2 separate regions of the Mus musculus genome follow, and region 1 is linked to region 2. The links are chromatin loops, found by intact Hi-C in ENCODE. Cell type or tissue: left cerebral cortex. All regions are shown on one strand. Each heading gives the region's core, and the rest is flanking DNA. Links, peaks and the distances in the headings are about the cores only. Region 1 overlaps Atp12a (ATPase, H+/K+ transporting, nongastric, alpha polypeptide). Region 2 holds the start of Mphosph8 (M-phase phosphoprotein 8).

What was found. Peaks named below come from ENCODE experiments on the same cell type or tissue, not always from the same donor. Only the 100,000 strongest peaks of a DNase experiment are listed, where the experiment ranks them.
Region 1: a loop joins it to region 2, with 3 times the contacts of the local background. A loop is called at or near these places in 6 of 42 quality-filtered maps.

What each region holds. Positions count from the first base shown.
Region 1 is chr14:56,370,674-56,382,538 of GRCm38, forward strand. It overlaps Atp12a (ATPase, H+/K+ transporting, nongastric, alpha polypeptide), which reads left to right. Exons shown (of 23, transcript NM_138652.2): 4 at 103-303; 5 at 1,066-1,179; 6 at 1,906-2,040; 7 at 2,170-2,287; 8 at 2,515-2,783; 9 at 3,754-3,952; 10 at 4,087-4,196; 11 at 5,465-5,599; 12 at 7,610-7,802; 13 at 9,275-9,450; 14 at 10,090-10,226; 15 at 11,824-11,865. Among named protein-coding and RNA genes, the nearest start is that of Atp12a, 12 kb to the left of the region's middle. In left cerebral cortex, for the core only: CTCF peaks have their summits at 2,860 (motif pointing right) and 5,264 (motif pointing right); a DNase peak (open chromatin) is centred at 5,275.
Region 2 is chr14:56,660,232-56,671,872 of GRCm38, forward strand. Mphosph8 (M-phase phosphoprotein 8) reads left to right here and starts at 8,017. Exons shown (of 14, transcript NM_023773.2): 1 at 8,017-8,333. The coding sequence starts at 8,121. It also overlaps the pseudogene Gm4032. In left cerebral cortex, for the core only: a CTCF peak has its summit at 8,068; DNase peaks (open chromatin) are centred at 5,602, 7,956 and 8,745; H3K4me3 peaks cover 2,477 bases; H3K27ac peaks cover 1,487 bases.

The DNA.
Region 1 (11,865 bases), core at 2,050-10,049, 290 kb before region 2:
CACTTTTCCAGGGCCTTTTTGGGCAGTGTTAATACCTAACAACCTGCAAAAACACAGGGAGCAACTGTTTGTTTCTATGTGTGTTTTTCTTGGCTTTTTCAGGGTCTCTCCAGTATCAGAGCTGCAGAGCTCCTGGCTCGGGATGGGCCCAACGCCCTCACCCCTCCCAAGCAAACTCCAGAGATCATCAAGTTCCTCAAACAGATGGTGGGGGGCTTTTCCATCCTTCTGTGGATAGGTGCAGCCTTGTGCTGGATCGCATATGTGATCCAGTATGTCAGCAGTACTGCATCCCTGGACAATGTAAGCAACCATCCTGGGTTTCCCTCGGTTACGGGGAGAAGTAGTCATTGGGTGTGGCCATCAGTGGGCACAGTGCTAAAACTAGGAGTCTACCACCCACCAGGCAGTGGTGAATACGGGGCAATTCTCCCAGCCACGAGTGGTATCTCATTTTCAGACAATATAGGCGTGAATTTTAGAATACAGACAGAACATTTAGTTCGTAATGAGGAAGAAAATCACCATGAAGTGTTTTTGGAATGCTCTTTCCTCAAAGCTAATCTCTCCTTTTTCCCATGGAGGGCAGCTATACCTGCTCATGACCCAGTGCCAAGCCCAAAGAATTGAACACACTAAGAGAAAGAGACCAGCTGACAAAAGCTAGGAGTCGTATGTGGTCATTGATGTTAAATACCAGATAGGCACAGCTTTGGAGGACGTATCCATGGTCTTCAGGCTGGCACAGGGCAGAGAATGTTTGATTGCCAACAAACATGAACAACAAGAAATGTTCTAGATTTCAGACTGGGGGTGGGGTGGTGAATAAGTGTATATATAAAAAAGATATCTGAACATTAGCACAAATTTCATTTCCTTCATGTCACCCATTGTCATAGCCTGAAGGTAATTCTTGGCAGTACCCTTAGCCTCTCTGTATTTGTGACTTGTCACATGGAATCAGGTAGGAATGTTCCACTGTGGTGTCACACTGATAGTCAGGCTAAACTGTTTCAGATTTGGGGTTATCTGTTTCCTTGACTGCTGCCTCTTTTCCCCACCCAGGTCTATTTGGGCGCCATACTTGTCCTGGTCGTTATTTTAACGGGGATTTTTGCTTATTACCAAGAAGCCAAAAGTACCAACATTATGGCAAGCTTTAGTAAGATGATCCCCCAGGTGAGTGGGAGCCAAGCAACTCTGGTCTCTTTCTTAATTCTGGGTAAGATGGCAGCTGTGACCTCACTCTTTGCTGTCTGGGGTACCGTGGTCAGATTAGCTCACATCTCTGAGTCCTAGTTCATCACAGAGTTGAGGTGGTCATGACAGGGTTGAAGTGAGATCAAGGAAAATGCTCAACCAAGGGAAAAGCAAGACAGAACATTGGTCATTGTGCAACATGTTCTGAACCATTTTGGACAGCCTCTCAGATGGTTCTAGAATATTCCCCACCAACAGCCAAGGAGATCCATCTGGTCTACATCTTTCTCCCAGGAATCCTTGTGTCTGTAGCTAGGAACCCTCTCTGGCCCTGAATCAAAGAGCCTCCTGCAGCACTAAGAAAGAAGCAGGGTGCTCCTTCATTAACATCCCCCCATCTCAGCAGGGGTCTAGCTCTCTGACTGGTTTTCACCTGCCTGGCCATCTGGGAGGGGAGTTACTTCATCATCTGCCTTGGTCTATCTGCCAAACAATGGTAGATTTTTCTGGTTCCAAGAACAGACCTCAAGAAAAAATAGTTCTCAGGGTCCCGAGAACTACTGTGAGGCAGTCATTAGTTTTTCCCTCACCACCCTGACAGCCATGGGTCCACAGCCCATACTCCGGGGTCTCATAGGTGCAGACAGTGGGAAGGTCACAGCGTTCCCCAGAGGCTTAGGTGGCTGTCATGGCTTTTTTCCACAGCAAGCTCTTGTCATCCGAGATGCAGAAAAGAAGATCATTCCAGCAGAGCAGCTGGTGGTGGGGGACGTTGTGGAGATTAAAGGAGGGGACCAGATCCCTGCAGACATCAGACTGGTGTTTTCCCAAGGGTGCAAAGTGAGTGTCAAGGACATCTTCCTCCAGGAGACTGCTGGGAGACACCCGGCAACCCTCTCCCTATTTTGAAAAAAGAAAAAGTGGGAATTAAAGTATCTAATTTTGAATTACTTTCAAATTTTCTTTCAGGTAGATAACTCCTCTCTCACTGGGGAGTCTGAGCCCCAGGCTCGGTCAACTGAGTTTACCCATGAAAACCCCTTGGAAACTAAGAACATAGGCTTCTATTCTACAACGTGCCTGGAAGGTAAGGCTAGCTGGCTCTCAGGGATGCATGGCTCTCCCTCTTGGCTCTGAGGTTTTCAACCCTCCAGTCCTTTGTTCTAAAGCTTTTCCAAAAAAAAAAAAATGCAGAATTGAGGGGACCCGAGAACTAATGTTATCCATTGTGTTGTCATGTGCTGGCCTCCTGTGCAGGCCTCCAGAGAGGGCTGAGAGCAGAAATCCTGAAGTAAAATGTCTTCTTCCCTGCAGGTACGGCAACTGGCATTGTCATCAACACGGGTGACCGCACCATCATCGGGCGCATAGCCTCCTTGGCTTCAGGCGTTGGGAGTGAGAAGACACCCATAGCCATTGAGATTGAGCATTTTGTCCATATTGTGGCAGCAGTGGCTGTGTCCGTTGGCGTCATTTTCTTCATCACCGCCGTGTGCATGAAGTACTACGTCCTGGATGCCATCATCTTCCTCATTAGCATCATTGTGGCCAATGTGCCAGAGGGCCTCCTGGCTACTGTCACTGTGAGTTTATGCTGTTAGAGAGCCTCTTGGCATCTACCACAAGGTGGCTGTAGAGCCACAGCTTGCCCCATCTGCAGAGCAACACACTGTCCCCTCCAGAGACCACTATGGGCCTGTTTCATAGAGTGGTTGACAATAAGAATTGTGGGTGTTTCTAACTTCTAGATGCGTTGTCCTAGAATTTTATATTCTCAGGAGATCTAGGTTAGTTCACATAGGTTATTTCACACCCTGTTTCATCCAGATAAGAAATTTGTAGAATTTCTGAATGCAATGTATCTCCTTATTGCTTTTCTAACATCCCTTTTCTCCACCCCATCTTTTTATAAAGGAGTTCACCCCCTTCCTTACCTAACCTCAGACTTAGATCTAGCTCTCCTGTCTCCTTTTACCCAGGCCCACCTAACTCAGTCCTTGGTCAAAAGCTCCCTCCTCCCCAGTCTGCTGTGGAGGCTCTTGGGAGAGGGGAGAGGGGAGAGGGGAGAGGGGAGGGGGAGAGGGGAAAGGGTTCATACGCTAACTATTTAACTACATGAGCAGTGACCAAGGGCTGTCCAGACCAAAGACAGGAGAAGAATGTTTTTGAGTTCCTGGTCTCACTCCTGGTTTTTTTTGTTTCATTTTGTGGTTCTGAAGATTAAACCCAGCACCTCATGAATGCTAGGCTAGCATCTTACCACACCCATCTAACTGGGCTTGCATTTTAATTGCATGTGTGGCATTGCATGAGTTGTCTTTGCTGCCTGTAGACTTCCAGAGCACTCAAAGAATATAGAGATAAGGAAAGTGTCCAATATCTAATCTATTTTTTAAGATTGTGGCTAATAGGGTTTTGGGGTGGCTTTTAGCTCACTAATCCAGACTTGTAGCTGTAACACCACCTCTGGCCTAGTTCTCTCCTGAAAGCCAGTCCCAGATAACCTGAGTTAAAAATGATTGTCCCCAAAGCATCCTTCTCCCCTCCTGCTAGGTTACCCTGTCACTGACGGCAAAGCGGATGGCTAAGAAGAACTGCTTGGTAAAGAACCTGGAGGCCGTGGAGACGCTTGGCTCCACCTCCATCATCTGCTCAGATAAGACAGGGACCCTCACCCAGAACAGGATGACTGTGGCCCACTTGTGGTTTGACAACCAGATCTTTGTGGCTGATACAAGTGAAAACCAGACAAGTGAGTTTTGTGGAGCATCCAAACCCAAAGACAAGGACCCAAGCAAACGGGCTCTCTGGTCTTACCTGAAGGGTGTGACTAGGGCCTGTCAGACCCATCGCCCACATTAACCACTGTTCTTTCTCTGTGTCCAGAACAAGCCTTTGACCAAAGCTCTGGAACCTGGGCTTCCTTGTCCAAGATAATAACACTGTGTAACCGAGCAGAGTTCAGGCCAGGCCAGGAGAGTGTCCCCATCATGAAGGTAAGGCTGCTGCCACTCTAGGTCTTATGTCGCAGGCTGTACGAGGTCACTCTGTGCTCTACTTGCTTGATTTAGTCTCTTCCACTGGGCAAAGTTTGCTCTGGCAAGAGCAAATCTGACTCCGGAGATGAGCAGAAGGTCTCCTTCGCTCCATCTATCACTGAAAAGTTACAAGGATGTTTGTCAGAAATCCAAATTCCTTTTCATTCCCAGAATGTGTCTTGAACTTGATTTCCTGACTGCTGGAAGCTAGGTGGACATAATTAGAGTTCCTTGATGCCCAAATGTTATTTGCTGAACCACAAAATACAGTTGGATAGAAATAAGAGGTCTGATCTTACATAGCACATCCTCCTCTTGACTAGAATACAGGATGTCACGTGGTCTTGGAACACTGAATAAGAACCACACTCCTACTTTCTTCTCTCCCTCTCTCCCTCTCTCCCTCCCTCCCCTCTCTTCTCCTCTCCTCTCTTTCCCCCTCCCTTCCCTCTCCCTGCCCCCCACAAAGCTGATTTGTCCCTCTGTTATTTCTGTGCCCAGTCTGACTTCCAGTCTACAGGATGCCAAAATGTTCACACTGACATAGTCATTCTCCTTGTCTTTGGGCCAAAGGCTTTGGAGATTATCTTTGATTTTCTTCTACCTAGTGAGCCACCAAGTCCTCCCATTGTAGGTTTGAAATATACACAATTTCACACTTCTATTATGATCAGTTCTTGCATCTAAGTTGCCAGACAGCCTCCCGCCGACCTCTCCACCTCTCGCCGGCCTCCCCTGCTTTTAGCCTTCCTTTCCATCTTTTTCATCTGCCACTAATTTTTTAAATACTGATTAGTTTTACCTACATCAAAGTTTGCATAATTTTTTTCTGTGAGTCCCTGTTTTCTGCTACGTGAGTTTTGATGGCAGACTGCTTACTGTCTTACCACACACCCCTGGCAGTGCATTCTAGAAGACTTTCCCCCCCACCCCCCCTGAATATCTGTCTCCTAGTCATATAGACCATAGCTCAGGAAGCCCCATTACACAATAGAGCTCCCGCTTGTGCAAACTTCTATCATGCCTGTAGGTGGCGCCATTGCTTCATGTTCTTACATGCAATCCTGCAATCGCCGAGAGCCACTCGGTGGTGACTTTGTCTTTTCAGCTAGGCCATAAGCTTAGTCAATGTTGTTGGTGTGTTAAAGGCAAGTTGGTTTGTTGAAAACAGTCACAAAAGAACTAGGGGGCTGATGTGCTGTTAATGTTTATCTCTTGATTCCCAGAGAGTTGTGGTTGGAGATGCCTCAGAAACTGCTCTGCTAAAGTTCTCAGAGGTTATTTTGGGTGATGTGATGGACATTAGGAAAAGAAACCACAAAGTAGCTGAGATTCCTTTTAATTCTACCAACAAATTTCAGGTGAGTTTCCCCTCACAACTGACAATCTTTGTTTGTCACTAGAACAACACAACTTCTGTACTCATCCATTTGTGAATCTATACTCTAGACCAGACCTGGCTTCAAAGACCTTGGAGGGGTGGGAGATGTGGGCACGAGTATTGGCCAAACCAGGTCAGGTTTGCCAGTGGTGTCGTTGTTCTCCTCCTCTTCCTCCTCCTCCTCCTCCTCCTCTTTTCTAATCATGACTGTCCTCTTCAGTTCTGACCCATAACTTGTCTGCCCAGTTTCCTACTGCAGATGGCATTTCCTGCAGAGTGCCAGGCTACGAGTGAGGGGTGTGACTTGGGCTTTGAATAATAAATGTAGCCATGGTAGGTGATGCCAGCACACCTCACTCTAGAGCTTTTTCTTGGTGGTGCTGGGGTTTGAAGCATGGGGTCTCACGTGTGCTAAGCAAACTCTGCCACTGAGCTCTGCCCTGCCATTCAGAGAAGGAAGGACAATGGTAATCAACACAGGAGGCACAGGAGGCGCTTTGGTTAGGGTTAGGTTGGGTTGGGTTAAGTTTTGATTTAATTGGTTGACTTGATGTTTTTTCTTGGAAAAAAAAAACCTGACAAACCTATTTTCTTTCTATTATTTTTATTGGATATTTTCTTTATTTACATTTCAAATGTTGTCCTTTTTTTGGTTTCCCTCCCTCTCAGAAACACCCTATCACATCCTCCCTCCCCTGCTTCTATGAGGGTGTTCCTCCACCCATCCACTCACTCCCACCTCCCCGCCCTCAATTCCCGTACACTGGGGCACCTATGAAGCCTTCATAGGACCAAGGACCTCTCCTTCCATTGATGCCTGACAAGGCCATCCTCTGCTCCATATGAAGCTGGAGCCATGTGTACTCCTTTGTTGATGGCTTAGTCCCTGGGAGTTCTGGGGGGTCTGGTTGGTTGATATTGTTGTTCTTCCTATGGGGTTGCAAACCCCTTCAACTCCTTCAGTCCGTTCTCTAACCCCTCTATTAGGGACTAGCAACTACTGATTTGAATCAACTGTTAATCCCAAAGTGGTGACAATTTTCTGTATATCTTATTTTCTCGAAAAAATATTTCAAAAGCTTCGTGGTCTGGAGCATCTGATTCAATGGTAGAGAGTTTGCCTTGCATTTACACAGCTCTGAGTGTAATTCCTATTAAGCACTATTTAGAAGAAGGAGAAGGAGAACGGGAAATGGCTGCTTTTAACGGTGCCTTCTTCTCTATATTTCCACCATCTCCCGTTATATCCAGATATAACTAGATCCATCCTGAGTCAGGGGGCCACAGGAATACCTACTGACCTTGGCAGCTCAGCATTTACAAGTGGCTGTTCAAGGCTGAGGAGATGTCTAAGTCAGCAAAGTGCTTGCCTGGCAAATACAAGGACCCAAGTTTGATCTACAGGACCCATGTGAAAAGCTGGGTCTGGGGGTCAGAGACAGACAAATCTCTGGAATTTCCTGGCCAACCAGCCTAGCCAGTGGGTCAACTCCAAGCCAATGAGAGGTCCTCAAAAACCAAGGTGCACATGTGTGTGCAGGTGCACATGACATGTGTGTGTGTGTGTGTGTGTGTGTGTGTGTTTGTTTAACAAGCACATACAAAATATGGCTACTCACCACTAGGAGGGAGAAGTGAGACAAGGGCTCTTCTAGTCCCAACTCTTGCAACACCATTGTCCATAGCTTACTCAAACATGAGCACACCTGACCTCCTCAAAGGGCTTTAAAGGGCCAGTGTCTGAAACACAAGCTGTACCTAGTGTGGGTTCCAGCTCACCCTGCCCTTCTGGATCACCCAAATCTAGTCTTTTAATTAGTTATAACACCAAAAGACAGGCTACACTTGGGAGTGTCATGATTCTTCCTCCTCTTTTATCCTCTGAGGGCAAATAGCAAGAAAACAATGTCCCCCCTGTTTGTCCTGTTGCTAATTGGAAGAACCATGGCTAAGATGCCATTGCTAACCTGCCCAATCCATGCCCTCCCAGCTCTCCATACATGAGACCGAGGACCCGAATGACAAGCGCTTCCTCATGGTGATGAAAGGGGCCCCTGAGAGGATCTTAGAGAAGTGCAGCACCATCATGATCAACGGCCAGGAGCAGCCACTGGACAAGAGCTCTGCCGATGCCTTCCACACGGCCTACATGGAGCTGGGTGGTCTGGGAGAGCGTGTGTTGGGTAAGTGTGAGAGCCATGAAAGAAGTGCCACTAGCAGAGAAGCCATGACATCACATGGATCATATAAAGAACATGGGGGCTCCTGGAGTGTAGTTCAGTGGTGGTGTCTTTGCCTCACATGTGTGAGGTCCTGGGCTCAATCTCCAGCCCTGAAAAAAAAAAAAGAAGAAGAAAAGCATATATAAACAAGAGAGAAGCATGTAAGAGATAACGCTGAAGAGAATGGGGTTGATTCCAGACATAGCCAGAGACTTTATAGAAGCAATCACATTTTAAATTGGGTCTTCAGTTGCAGAATTTGAATGGGGTGGGTCAAGGGAAATTATTCATGTGAGAGAACTGCAGAGAGCAAGAGGAAGAAAAAAGGGATGAGACTTATGCATATGGTGGAGCAAGTGGTGCATGCAATGTCACAGGATGGTGAGCTGGAGTAGGTACAGGAAACAGAGCTGGGGCGACAGCTTGAAGCCATGATGTAGAGTAATTAAATATTTGCTGAGGAACTGGCATTTTTTCTTACAGTTTGGAGAGAATACGGAAAGCTTTGCCACAAGGATGAGCTGGTCAGAGTTACACTCAGGGTTTGTTAAGGATCATCCTGGCTTGGAGGCAGTGGGAGGAGAGACACTGGTCTCAGTAAGAGGCAGCTTTCATTTCACTGAACAAGGGAGAGGGTGGGTCTGTGATACAAGCAAGGTAGTGGAGTATGAAGAAGAGTCAAGCAAGGGGACTCTACCAGGCAAGTGTTGAGACGCTGCGACTTCTTAGAAGGGAATGGTGACTTCAGAAAGGATTGCTTATCTCATTTATCCAGCGGGGGAAAGGTAACTAGGGAACCGAGACTGGGCACGTTAGAGATGGAAGGAACTTTAGAAACACCATCTCTGAAGTGGTGCGATGGGTTAGTGTGTTCCACGGTCAGAATCATGAGTTGACCGAATGGCACCTATTCAGAGCTACAGAGTGATGAATTCACAGCCCATGGCTGATGATAAGGTTCATTAAACACCATGGAAGTGCTTACTTACCACTCGACTAGGAATCTGCGGAATGTGTGTTTCCACAGGCTATTTGAGTTTGTACAGCAGATAAGATGCATAAATGAGATGCTAATGATTTAAACACACGCTACACAACCCACAACAAAAGATTAGCCTCCATGTGACTAGAGTCACTCTAGGAACCTCCTGTTTGACCTCTCGCCTGCTTACTGAAACGTGAGAAGCAGTGAGCCACGCTGGAGATTATTTGATATAAAAACTGATGGAAGTCACATGATCGTGGAGGGCTACCAGACACAGGAATGCCTTTGACCTCAACCCCAGAGACTGCAGACGATGCTTGTACCCAGCAGCTGCTGCCTAGTACCTCCCATATGTTAAGCATGCCCCCCCAACCATGCCACACAACCATCTCCCGACTCTTTTCCTGCATTTTTTTAAAAATCCTGCTTTCACTTACCCCTTTTCCAGGTTTCTGTCACCTCTACTTGCCAGCAGATAAGTTTCCCCAAAGCTACACATTTGATGTAGACTCCATAAACTTTCCCACTTCCAATCTCTGCTTTGTGGGGCTTCTGTCCATGATTGACCCTCCTCGGTCTACCGTGCCAGATGCGGTCTCCAAATGTCGGAGTGCGGGGATCAAGGTGAGTGCTATTTTCCTCTCTCTGGGTTCTCTCCGTTTCTAAGAACAATCATCAGAGCACAGCATCAGTCTTCAGTTATGTTCACGTGCACATCATCATTTCCGTTTTAGACCTCTTCCTTTATACTGCTGAGATTTGGGTAACTGTCCTCCAAAGCAAGCAATGTATGTGGGATGAGTCAATGCCGTCCCTACAGTGAGAAGAACTTGCTGGGGCCATGAATTAGACATTATATTGCCCTAGGGCAGTAGTTCTCAACCTTTCTATGCTTTGTCCCTTTAATACAGTTTCTCGTGTCGTGAGCCCCAACCATAAAATGTTCTCGTTGCTACTCCACAACTGTAATTTTGCTACTACTATAAATTGTATTGTAAATATCAGATACGTAGGATATTTACATATCCTAAAGGGTTGAGAACCACTGCCCTAGACTAGGGTAGTTAATAAAAGGTTTTAGTACTCTATTTTCCATAATCCATTTGTCTTCATGATAAGGAAGTCAAACATGAATTTCCCCTCTGTGTTAGCATTAGGACTGTTAGAGCAGCGCACAACTGTCTCTAAAAGACATCTATAGGCCCCTTTACTTAGCTAGCAAAGCCCCTCACTACCCATGAGTTTCTGTTGTCTGTGTTCTAGGTTATCATGGTCACAGGTGATCACCCTATCACAGCCAAAGCTATTGCCAAGAGTGTAGGAATCATATCAGCCAACAATGAGACGGTGGAAGACATCGCAAAACGCCGCAACATTGCTGTGGAGCAAGTCAACAAAAGGTAGCCACAGAACCAACTGGAGCCCTTCTGGGGCAGAAGGTCGAGTTCTTACACACTGGGCCCAGTTGACTCTGAAGAACTTCACTAGTGGGAATAAACTATCCTCTGGCTAACACTCTCCCAGGGTTGAGCTATGCTGGCTTGATTTATAATTTACATTCATTCATTCACTGAAAACTTTATTGAGTATCTGGTACATGCCAAGCACATGAATACCCTTCCCTGGTATTTTAAAATTCAATGAAGTGAATTTGACTGTAGCTTAACAATAGACCATGCCCTATAGAAAGTGTAGTTCTATTGTTGAGTGAACATCCAAGAGGGTGTTTAGAGCAATTAAGATAATATCACCAGGCAAGATGCTCTTATGGGTCCTGCATGATTGATTGGAAATATTATGCAGCACAGGACAGCAGCTCTGGAAACCTCTTGCCCAGCTTAGAAAAAGTAAGATAAAGAGTAGATGAAATTACCTGCGAGTGACCCCGTTGTAGAATTAAGGATACTGAGACTCATTCTGGTTTCACTCATACCACCCCCTGACAGTGAGCTTCCTAGGCATTTATTTATGTATTCAGTTGACTTCATAACATGGAGTCATGCAAACAGACTCTCTTTTTCTACTTATCAAGTAGAATGGAAGCTTTATTCTTTTAATCATGTCTGTCTGCTATCCATCCACCTATCATTCTTTTATTCATTTGTCCATCAATTCTTTCAATCTCACCGTGGCCTTCCAGTTATATGCCAGGCTTTATATCAGACACTAGAGTAGGTACGGTCTCCACCTGTGGGGAACCTCCCATCTAGCCAAGGAGATGGAGAATACAACAGATTTAATGAGGAGATGCACAGGGGAGGAGCTGCCCAGGCTTTGAATGGCAAAGAATCAGAGACTTCAGAATGGTGGGTTGAGTAGGGACCTTCTCTTATGAATCTGGGAGAAGGGAAAGAACAATGACCAAGATTGCCCAGGCACTCATGCTTCATAGGAACACATGACTGCCAGGTGATAAATGGTTACCAGGTAGTGAGAGCCTCTGGGCACAGTTGGCAAACCTAGACTTGTTATCGCTCCTTTGTATAAATAAACAGCCCTATGAAAAAAACCATGGCTGGGGCCAGTTTATATGTTTAGAATGGTCACTAATAGAATGATACATTTCATGCCAGTCACCACGTTGCCCAGGAGTGAAATGGATTATTTATTTATTTTGCTTGCTTGTTTGTTCACTTTGTCCAATCTAGCCTAGTCCTCTACCACAAAGCCACACTACATCCCCAGCACAAATGCACACTTTTTGTCAATACTTTTTATTTATTTGTCAGCTCTGGCTTCATAATCACCTACATAACCACACATTCAGGCAGCTATAAGAAGGAAAGAAATGTGTTTCCTTCTTATCTTGACCCAGGGTGCTTGCCCATCTCTGGAAGGAAAAGGCTAGTTAACATTTTATTCCCATGGTCATAGGACAACAGGAAATGGTCTCCTGTTTGAGCCTCAGCTAACATCTTGACATAGAAACCATGCTCAGAATTGTTTCACTAGATGACCTGGCCTTTGGCTTCATCCTGTTCCCTCTGGCCCTTTTAGAGAAGCGAAAGCCGCTGTGGTGACTGGCATGGAACTGAAGGA
Region 2 (11,641 bases), core at 3,642-11,641:
ATATTGGGAGCTTGAGAGTCAACAGATGAGCCTTCAGGAAGTGATTGCATTGTGGGGGCTCTGACCTAATCCTTGGAGTAATCCCTTGATGAATTTCTCAAAGGTGCCCTTGTTGGACAATGCTTAAAAGCAGGAGGTAGGGTCTGGTTGAAGGAAGTGGGCTTAAGGAGGTCTACCTTTGTGGATGTATTGTCTCTGGTTCTTGCTTTTACTTTCCACTTCCTGTCAAGAGGTAAAGCTGCTTCCCTAGCCCCAGGCTTTCTGCTATAATGTTTGTCTCACCATGGACTGAACCATTTTTGGTTTCCCTGCCTCCCAGAGTGAAGAGAAGAAAGGTTTCCAAGGAGTACTGTTTCCCAGCTTTGACTTTGAAGTATGGAAATATTTGACATCATAATGAACAAACTTTTATATTTTTTTAATTTTTTAAAAGAATTATTTATTTTATGTATATGAGTACCCTGTCGCTCTCTTCAGACACACCAGAAGAGGGCACCAGATCCCATTACAGATGGTTGTGAGCTACCATGTGGTTGCTAGGAATTGAACTCAGGACCTCTGGAAGAGCAGTCAGTACTCTCAACCACTGAGCCATCTCTCCAGCCCCATGAACAAATTTTTAAATCAAATTAAAACTATCACTTAAAACAGAAAACCAGATAGAGCAAATCTGTATCAAGTTGATGGCTGAACCATCCCACAGGAATCATTTAAAGTAGCTTGAAACACAGAATTCTGCGCTCTCTCTCCAGTAGAAAGGGTAGCTGGCCTTTGCTGCTTTTTTTTTTTTAATTTAATTTTTAATTTATTTTTTACACTCCATATTCCATTCCCCACCACCCCATCCACCCTCCGACTGCTCCACATAACACCCCTCCTCCCCACCCCACCCCGTCTCCACGTGGAGACGCCCCTGCCACCTGACTCTAAACTCCCTGGGGCTTCCGGTCTCTTGAGGGCTAGGTGCTTCATCTTTGAATGAACATAGACCCAGAAGTCCTCTACTGTATATATGTTGGAGGCCTCATATCAGGTGATGTACGCTGTCTGGTGGTCTGGTGTTTGAGAGATCTCAGGGGTCCAGATAATTGAGACTGCTGGTCCTCCTACATGATCGCCCTTCTCCTCAGCTTCTTTCAGCTTTCCCTAATTCAACAACTAGGGGTCTGCTGCTTCTGTCCATTGGTTGGGTGCAAATATATGTATCTGACCCTTTCAGCTACTTGTTGGGTCTTTCAGAGGGCAGTCATGATAGGTCCCTTTTTGTGAGTGTTCCATAGCCTCAGTAATAGTGTCAGGCCTTGTCCCACTTTGGGCCTGTCGCTGGACCTTCTTTTCCTCAGGCTCCTCTCCAGTTCCATCCTTGTAATTCTTTCAGACAGGAACAATTATGGGTCAGAGATGTGACTGTGGGATGGCAACCCCATCCCTCACTTGATGTCCTGTCTTCCTGCTGGAGGTGGGCTCTATAAATTCTCTCTCCCTACTGTTTCATCTAAGGTCCCTCCCTTTGAGTCCTGGGAGTCTCTCACCTCCCAGGTCTCTGGTGCATTCTGGGGAGGGGGGTCCCCCAACCTCCTATTTCCTGAGGTTGCTTGTTTACAATCTTTCTGCTGGCCCTCAGGGCTTTCTTCAGTCCTTTTCCCTCTCCCCATACTAGATCAGGTTTCCCTCTCCCCTCACCCTCACCCACTCTATGGGGAGGGAGGGAGTGGCCTTTGCTACTTTATGGGCTCTTTTTTCTACCCTTTATCCCTTCCTCCCCCCATTTCATCCTCTATCATTGGATAGGAGAGAAAGGAGAGAAGTGAGAAGGGGGAGAGGGAGGGAGGGAGAGAGAGAGAGAGAGAGAGAGAGAGAGATCCTTGACTGGAATTTCTTTCTTCTTGTTTTTTCTTTGCTTGTAGCTGTTCTTTACCACTTGGTAGGTTCTTCTTTTTCACCCTTTATCGCCCTGGCTTCACCCCCTATCATTAGATAGGAAAGAAGGATAGAGGAGAGAAAGAGAGAAATCCCTCATCTGATTTCTTTCCTTTGGTTTCCTCTTTGAGCATGACTACTAGCAAACTGAAACCAACCACCTGAACAACCAATCTCCAATCACCAATCCTGCCTTTCAGAGCTCTAGCATTTATGTCCCCTCTGAAAATTTTCCAGGATTCCAAATGTCACCCAATCACAGAAACTAGCTGCAACTGGCAAAACCGTGCCTCCACTAGAGTAAACCATAGTCAGCTGCTGCAAAGCAGCCCCATATCCCACACCTGAGATTAAAATGAAAAATATAATATGTCTGTGGGGTTTTTTTTTTGGTTTTTTTTTTTTTTTTTTTTTTTTTTTGGTTTTTCGAGACAGGGTTTCTCTGTATAGTCTTGGCTGTCCTGGAACTCACTTTGTAGACCAGGCTGGCCTCGAACTCAGAAATCCGCCTGTCTCTGCCTCCCAAGTGCTGGGATTAAAGGTGTGCGCCACCACCGCCCGGCTATGTCTGTGTTTTTTAAAAGAACCCAAAATTCCAGAATTTTTACTACAGGAAAGGGACTAAAAGGTAAAGAGTAACAAAAGAGAAATTACTATAAGTAATTGGAAATTTCTTAAATAATGGGCCAAAATAAAACCTTTTTTCTTTCTTAAAAATTTTATTTTTATGTATATGAGTGAAATGTCTTCCTGCACATCAGAGGAGGGCATCGATTGGATCCCATTACAGATGGTTGTGAGCCACCATGTGGTTACTGGGAATTGAGTTCAAGACCTCTGGAACCACTGAGCCATTTCTCCAACCCTTTTTCTGTTTTTCCTTGTAGCCTTGGCTGTCCCTAGAACTCGCTCTGTAGACCAGGCTGGCCTCAAACTCATATAGAGAGCCTGCCTCTGCCTCCCAAGTGCTGGGATTAAAAGTATGGGCCACTACCACCTGACTCAACCTTTTTTCTTTTAATAGTTTCCCTGAGGTATTTGTCATCCAAAGAAGAAGTTAACAGAGCTCCCGCTTCAGGCCGTTCCTCTAGCCCTTTGTATAAAGCCCTTCAAAACATAAATCCTGTCTTGTGGGTATTTAAACTTCTCCCTGTTCTCTTCATCAATATACACCTGAAGCCCGGGCCTTCCTCTTGTTTACGTCTCGTTTATGCAGTACAGGATCTCTGTTCCCACTGCAACCCTTGTCTCCCTTTTCTGTGATTTCTGCTGGAATAACCTGTCATGGCAGAATTGGACTCCCTTTTGTTGGGAATCTAAAAGGAACAAACCACCAAGAACAAATATTCAGAGGAAATTTTATTTGCAGCAAATAAGGAAATGGGAAGCACTTCCTAAGTCACCGGTCCCCAAGCTATGCAAGCTGTCATTTATTAGGACAGGGGAGACTTTCGGGAGTGTAGAGGGAAAAAAATTAGTAGAGTCATCGTATCTAAACACAGAAGGAAGTAGTTGTATCTTAGAAGTACTTAGACCTTGAAGAAATCATTGTAGAAACAAACAGTGATTGTTTTCTGTGATTTATACGTCCCCCCCCCCCCCCCCGAGGGAGCTTTACAGCCTTTGCATGGCTTTAGTTACAAGCTGGTCCTGGCAAACATGGAATGTCTTGTGTTAGTGAGTACTGCAAAGAGTGCACAGTAAGAACTGAGATTCCAAGCGTGAGGAATTCCTTCAAGGAACTCAGAGATCGGATCTTGGTTTTGGTATGAGGAACTTGTTTTACTCTAAAAATAACTTTTGATAATCAATAAATACCCTTCTGCATGGCTGTTGGAGGTTCAGTCCGTCAGAGGCTGGACCTCTCGGATGCCTGCAAGGCTGTGGTTCATCCTGCAGTCACCCTTTTTCTTTGATCATCCTTGTGACCGAGATACCAACACAAGGGGCAGAGCCATCAGCGCAGAGGTGCTGCAGAAATGAGGCTTGGGCTCCTCCCTGCCTGGAGATTTGGATATGGATGAATGGAAGAATTGCACAGGCAGTAAGATAGCTCGGTAAGTAGACACTTAGCAAGAAAGCCTGTAGACTTGTGTTTCTCTCCAGAACCCACATGAGGATGGAATGAAGAAGTGGCTCCACAAAGCTGTCTTGTGGCCTCACACATATTATGGACACACCCACAATAATAATATTTACTACTACTACCACTACCACCACCACCACTACTACTACTACTACTACTAATAATAATAATAATAATTATTATTATTATTATTATTATTATTATTATGAAATTTATTTGTAGTGTTCATACTCATTTTATTAGAGTGTTATCTAAGACATGTTGGGAGCAACCTTGTTTGAACATTAACTTCCTTGTCAGCCATAAGTGCTTACTGGCACAAAGTCTTGGCCTCTGTGGGAAAGTACTAGCATAGTTAAGAACAAATAGGTATAGATCTTGTGGACAGGTACCTAGCAACCCATTCTGTTCTATTCTTCCTGTTGAACTTTTTACCCAGCCAATATCCTGCTCTTGGGAATAGGTGCATTCTCCCAGAAACAAAGTGGCCCCCCTTCAGCCCCCTTACCCAATATCCTGCTTCTATGAGTATAACCTGTGTGGGAACAATAAACATTTGTCAGCTTGATCAGACCTCCTGGCTTGCTGTCCATTCTTCGTGTCTCTTGTGACCCCATTCTCTTCTAGGTGCCCCCCAGTCTCTGCTGACTGTCCCACAGGTCGGGACAAAGACAAATATTTATTTACAACTTGAAGACCCCAAACAAAGACAAGGCACAGTAGTAAATACTTATAGTCCTAGCATTTGGAAACTAAAGGCAGGAGGATTGCTATGCATTTGAAGCTAGCTGGGTTATGAAGTAAGTTGTTCCAGGCTAGCCTGAGCTACATAGCAAGACCCTGTTTCCAAACAAGTAAATAAGCATTTGCCATGTTTTTATAAATCTGCAAGTCCCTTTCATTTCTGTCTTGTGATGTGAAGAAACAACGTTAACTAATTGTTCATATTCTGGATTTGTCAGCCCCTGCTCACCTTTCCTTTTATGAGTTTCATGTTATTATGTTTTGCCTGCGTGTATGTCCATGTGACCATACATGTGTGTGGTCTGGAACCCTAGGAGGCCAGAAGAGGTCATCAGATTATTAACTCTAGCGAGAGATCCAGCAAAAGTCCCAGTCTCTTTGAATCTGAGAGATAGCTTAATACATTGCCAGAAAACAAAAATTTCCCTACCACAGACTTGTTACTGACTTGAAATTCAAAGCAAGAAAAATATTTTCTTTTTTTCTTCTTTTTTTTTATTAACCTTTACAAATTCTATTCTCAGGGTTTTTCAGCTTAATTTTCTGCAAAGAATGAATTAGGCATAAGAAAACGCTGAAAAAGAGCTGCGGTGTCCAGGAGCCTTGGGACTTAAAAATATTAGAGATATAGACTTTATTAGATCCATAAACAAAAGAATTTTAAGAGGCAGTCATGATAGAAAATAACAGCTACAGTAACTTCTGCAAGTCACCCTCTCCTGAAGTTGCTTCAATTCAGTGTGCCTCGTTCTTGGAAGCCTCATCAAAATTCTCCACCAGATCTGGAACTTCCTCCTCCTCCTCCTCTTCCTCCTCCAGGAGCAAGTGGTGCTTTTCCATCCACAGATTGTTTGGGCAGAACTTCAGCCGGTCTCCTTAAACTAGTCAGACCGTCTGCACCCAGCTGGTTTAGGATGCTGGCAAGCATTTCTGTCAGCCGCTCTGTCTCAGCGTGGCCTGTAATGGTAAAAGTGCCAGAAATGCCTCAACTTTAGGGTTGTTAAAATGATTCACTGTTCCATGGTTTGTAAACATGTTCACCTCTTCATACCAGAGATATTGTTTACCCCTAACTTCTTTAAGGAGAACTGCAGGGTTTTTTTTTTTTATCATCTGCCATGCTGTTCTGTGAAATATCTCCTTCTTTCTTCAAAAAGCTTCTTTTCCACCAATGGGCATTTGTGCCTGCAGTTTGAATTTTTGCTGGTTCACAGTATTTCTTTCATCTTTTTGGAGTGGAAATGGGGCCTGCATGGGGTACCTCAGTTTGTACTGAGGGGGTCTCTGGCAGACCAGCTGAGATAAGGTACACAATTTGGGGACACAAGAGGCTAGAGGGAGGCTGGAAGTAATGTCAGAAAAATATTTTCTTAAGTGACGTTTCCTAGCAGTATTGTATGCACATAGAACAATTGTTACTTATTCATAATCTGCACAAATAACTTCGTTATATCATTCTCTGATGTATGCTGATATGTCTATGTTGTCTTCCATCTATATCTGATATCTATGTATTAATCTATCTAAAGGTGTTTTTTAAACCAGTCTGGCTTTGAAGACTTCACTCTCCTGCCTCAGCCTTTGGAAGGCTGGGGTTATAGGAATGTGACCTGTTTTAAAGTTAGTATGTCTCTCTGGTGAAACTTACTCCACACACTTAGATTAATAAAGGAGAGAGCTCTTTAATAATACCATAAATCTGGCTCTGGATACTGCTCAAAGAGGAGCTAGTTGTGAACAGATTTTTTACTAACTTACACTCATTTTCGGCTTATACATGCCACATAAGCTATTATTCTGAAATCTCTTTCAGGTTCCAGATGCAGGTTACTCTTGGAACAATTTTAATACAGACAGGAGACTGAAAGTCTAGTCACTCAGGCAGATACAAGAGGTACACAGCGAAGATAGTCAGAATTATTTCTAAGCATATACACCAGTGTTGTTCTTTTCAAATAGTTGTTATTCAGGGTCCTCTTGCCTACCTACCAGCAGAGTTAGGCTTTTCCTCACAAGGGCACAGGGGATTTAATGGCAAACTAGGACTTAATGATAGGTGTGACTTGGGGCTCAGCCATTGAGCTGCCCCTTAGAGGCTTTTTTTTTTTTTTTTTTTTTAATAAGGTGGATAGGCTTAATGGCTGGTTGTAAGTTAGGGTTGTCTCCTTTTGTTGTGGAAATGGAGTCTAATTGGAGGTCAATCTTAGTGCACTAACGTTAACAGAAACTTTCTCAGCAACCCAAAACTTCAATGTTGGCACAAAAATGTCTTTCCTAGAGTTTGTAATAAGCCTGGTAATTCTCTTCCAATCATATCGCAGGCTCGCTTCCTAGTGACTCCTTTGTAGCATCAATATTACTCGTTTCTCTTGCATCAACCCCGCACCTGCTTCTGATATTTTCAATTCAATAAGAAGCAAGGGAACTTGGGAACAAACACATAGGTGGTTTTGGCTTGGTTTATCAGGTGTGAATGATCCAATTAATTAAGTATAGCCCAAATGGGGCCAAGCCAGGCAACCTGGGCTCTATCTTTTGAAGGAGAGAACCAACTTTTACTCAGCTACTAGGACCAAGCCTCCAACCATCACCTGCCAGACAAACGCCCTATCACTGAACTACTTTCAAAGCCCAACAAGTAAATCCCATAAATTATTACTTGATACAGTGTCTTGCTGTAAAGATTGGCCTTTCTCCTGACAGAAGAGAATACATATTGGGGGAATTCTCTCGCTATGTATGCCCTTGGAAATTAAACTCAGGTCCTCATATTTGGCGACCAGGGCCGTAATCTGCTGAACCACCTCCGGGTCCCTATTCTCTATCTATAAACGCTACTCACTAAAATGAAATATCCCTATAGGCTATATGTAATTGATTCGACCGCAGACGCCATATAAGCCAGCCAAAACCATACGAAAGGATTCCTGGGCAGCCATTCCGCACAGGCGGGTCTCGCTAACACTGGGGGTCCCTTTCCCAGAATCCTCATGGTCTCCTTCCGACAATCCAAACAACAGGTCTCCTCAGGCAGCGGGCGTCACCGGAGTTTGGGAGGTGAGGTGCTAGGACCGCCCCTCGCAGTCTCCCCAGGGGAGCCCTTCCGCTCTTCCCTGAGGCAGCGTTCTTCCTCAGAGTCCGTCGACCCGCCCATCCACTTCCCGTGAACTCCCCAGGGAGCCGGGGAGCGCGCCTTTGCGTGATTGGCCGTTCTGTGTGTCAATCCAGAGCTCGGCGCCCACAATTGGCTGGCTTGCCTCACGGTCGAGTCACGCCGCTGGAGCGGATTAGGGCGGAGCGGCAGGCGCGCGGTGCTGTCCCGCTGTGGGTCGCCGGCGGTTTTTCGCGTTGGTTTTGCACTGCGTCTGTGATGGCGGCGGCGGCTGAGGAGGGCATGAGTGCGGCCGCTCTAGTTATGTCAGTTCCCGACAGCATTGGCCGTTCTCCCGAGTCCGAAGGAGTTGGAGCAGGGGACGAAGAGAAGGACGCAGCCACCAAAGGAACGGTGGCCGTTGGGGACAGCGAGGAGGATGGGGAGGACGTTTTCGAGGTGGAGAGGATCCTGGACATGAAGTGCGAGGGAGTATGTGGGGGCTGAGCGGCCGGACAGGGAGTCTCCGGGGCGGGGACGGCGGGTTGGGAGAATCCGAGTGGGACGCCGAACAGCCTGGAACAGCTTGGGAGGACGGTGGCGGTCCGTAGGCGCAGACTGACATCCTGGAGAGGACCCTGGCCGCAGTCGGTGGAGGATGGATGCTTAGGGAAGTTCTAAGTGTTGTTTTGGCAGAAGAGACGAAGCGGTGACATGGAATGTTGAGAATCGTAGGATGCAAGGCAGCTGGTGGGAGACTTCTGTGGCCTTCAGCATTCGGGTATACGGTTAGGGCCATGGCTTTCCGTTAGGAAAGACTGGAGGATTCTCTACACCGTTGTCCCAATGTTTTCTAAAAGTAGAAAATGCTCCTTGGCTTAAATTCAGGAAATCCCATTCACACCGAGTGCCCGGGACAGTAAAGGTTTCCCAACCCAAAGTGTCCCTTTTCTGCGCGTTTTATGAGTGTAACTCAAGAGATTTAGAGTAAGCTTGAAAGGACAATCTTCGCACATCGTGCTTGAACACTTAACATCCTCCTTGCTGCGAATGTCGTCCCCGGGAGAAATTCTTAGTCTGTATTTCCAAGGCTTGGGATCCATCTGTTTGTGATACCTTTTCTCCCCTCTCTTCCCTTACCCGAGCTCTGCAGAAAAAGGTGCTTTCTCAGTTCTGTCCTTACTCTCTTACCTCTATTTAAGTCATTGTCTTTTATCTCTGTATTTGTCTTTTCTGCTCTAGATTGTGGGCTCCTTTAATCAGGGGATGTGGTTTATAATAATGCTTGAATCACGGACACTTAGTCCAGTAACAGCAAAGGCTGATTTTGTTGTTGCCGTTATCTGATACCGTGTACTGGACCCAGGGTTTCATGAATGCAAGGCAAGAGCTTTACCACAGAGATCTATCTCACGGCTGTGGGATTATTGAATGAGTAAACGAAATGGGAATTTGGAGAAAGGAGAAGATAAGGGCTGTAGATAGGAATCGTGCCTATACGATGGTTTTGTTTCTGTTGTATTTTCTGTCATTTGTTATCTGCCATATGCCAACTTTCATCTTAATTTTTAATCCATTGACAAACTTTTTTTTTTAATGGACTGCTGTTTACCCTGTGCCATGTTGGCTTGATGGTAGACATTTCTTTAAAGTGGTGCTTTTCTCTGAGAACTCCTGTTTTGTTTTGTTTTGTTTTTGAGACAAGATTTCTCTGTTTAGACCAGGCTGGCCTTAAAACTCAAAAATGTGCCTGCATCTGCCTCCTGGATGCTGGGATTAAAGACCACCACTGCCTGGCCTGATGGTAGAGATTTTTTTTTTCTTTTTAAAGACGAAATTCTAGCCTATATTGTTATTTTTATGTATATGGTTGTTCAGCCTTATGTCTGTCTGTGCCACATTTGTGAGCCGAGAAGAGAGCATTTGTTCTCCTGGAACTGAAATTGCAAATAGTTGTGAGCTGCCACATGGGTACTGGGAATGGATCCTAAATTACTCTTAGCCACAGAGACAATGGCTCCAGGCTCCCTCTGCATCTGCATACCCCACTTGGTCACTCCCTGCTTTTTGAGGTAGGGTCTCAGAAGTCCAGGCTGACTTAGAGCCTGAGACCTTCCTGCAGTTACTGACACTGGAAAATTTTCAAGGGAGAGTTAAATAATTGAAATTCACTGTCATTATTATGGAGCTAGAGAGGTAGGGCCAGAATTCAAATCCCCAGAGTCCATGTAAAGTTGGCTGCCAGTCTGTGAACCTGGTGTTCCTGTTGGGGGGTGAGACAGGAGAATTACCTGCTATATTATCTTACTGTGCTGTGTTAAACAACCACAGACCCTGTCTCAAGGTGAAAGACAAGTTCAAGACTGAGTTTATCCTCTAAGGTCTACCAGCAGCAGTGGCACACCTATATCCACACAAGCCTGCACTTGTGAATGGCTAGCAGTGGATTCTGAGAATCTTAGGGTCTTCTCTAAGAGCAGTAAGCAGCTTTTCTCCCTCCAAGCCCTCCTGTATACCCCTCCTTGCTGTCTTTCAAATTCATGACCTCCATATCTTAAAGAAAAATAATAAATAAATTTTTAAAAAAGTCAAGCTTGGTGGAGTGGCATACTCCTTTAATACCAGCACACTCTCCTGTGAATAGGTCTCTCCTGTGAGTTTCAGCTGAGCTTTTTTTTTTTTTTTTTTTTTTTTTTAATTAATTTATTTATTTAATGTAAGTACACTGTAGCTGTCTTCAGATACACCGGAAGAGGGCATCAGGATCTCGGGTGGTTGTGAGCCACCATGTGGTTGCTGGGATTTGAACTTCGGACCTTCGGAAGAGCAGTCGGGTGCTCTTACCCACTGAGCCATCTCACCAGCCCCTCAGCTGAGCTTTTTGACTAATTATTCTATCTACAGTTTTCAGATTAAACTAGAATAAGTAATAGTATCTACTCCATAGGCTATTGTAAAGATTAACTAAGCTATTGAAAGTAGATATTCAGATAACATATGGCATTTTGTAAAGCATTTCATGAACCATTCATGAAGCATTGTTTGAACCGTGTGCCTACTTTATATATGCATGTGTATTTTTTTCCTTTAGATTTTTATTTTATGTACATGTATGTGCACCACATGTGTGCCTTAGACTTAGGTCAGGTCCCCTAGGACTGGAAGTGCAGGTATTGTGAGCCTCCATGTAAGTACTGGGAATCAAACCCAGGTCCAGGTCCTCTTCAAGAGCAGTAAGTACATGTATTTAGGGTTGGTGGTGGTGGTGGTGGTGGTGGTTGTTTTGAGACAGTTCTCACAGTGTAGCTCAGGATTGCCTATAAAGCATAGGCTTGCCTCAGATTCCACAGCTGTCTTCTCTGCTTTTTCTCAAAGGACTGTAGCTGTGTAACACCATACCCAGCAGCACACTTGATTTTATTTTTAAAGATTTATTTGTATGTGTTTGTGGCTTTAGAGACCAGAAGAGGTGGATCTCCTCTGATGCTGCACCTGGTAGTGAGCTGCCTCATGGTGCTGGCATTCAAAAGGGCTCTTAACTGTTAAGCTATGTATGTCTCCTGTCCCCAGCTGCCATTTTGTCAGTCCTGTCTTTCAGTGTGTTATCTGGGGCTCTTACCTCTCAGTTATCAGGTTTATGCCTGAAGCCCCTTTCCCTGTTAAGCATTGTGCTGCTCTCCAGCCCCCTTTAAATTCCACCTCTGCTTGAGAATAACATTGTCAGAGAAGTACAAGTGTACCTCTGCTTTACTTTTTTAAAAAAAATCTAAACAAGCTAGCTAGGTGTTGCTCACTTTTAA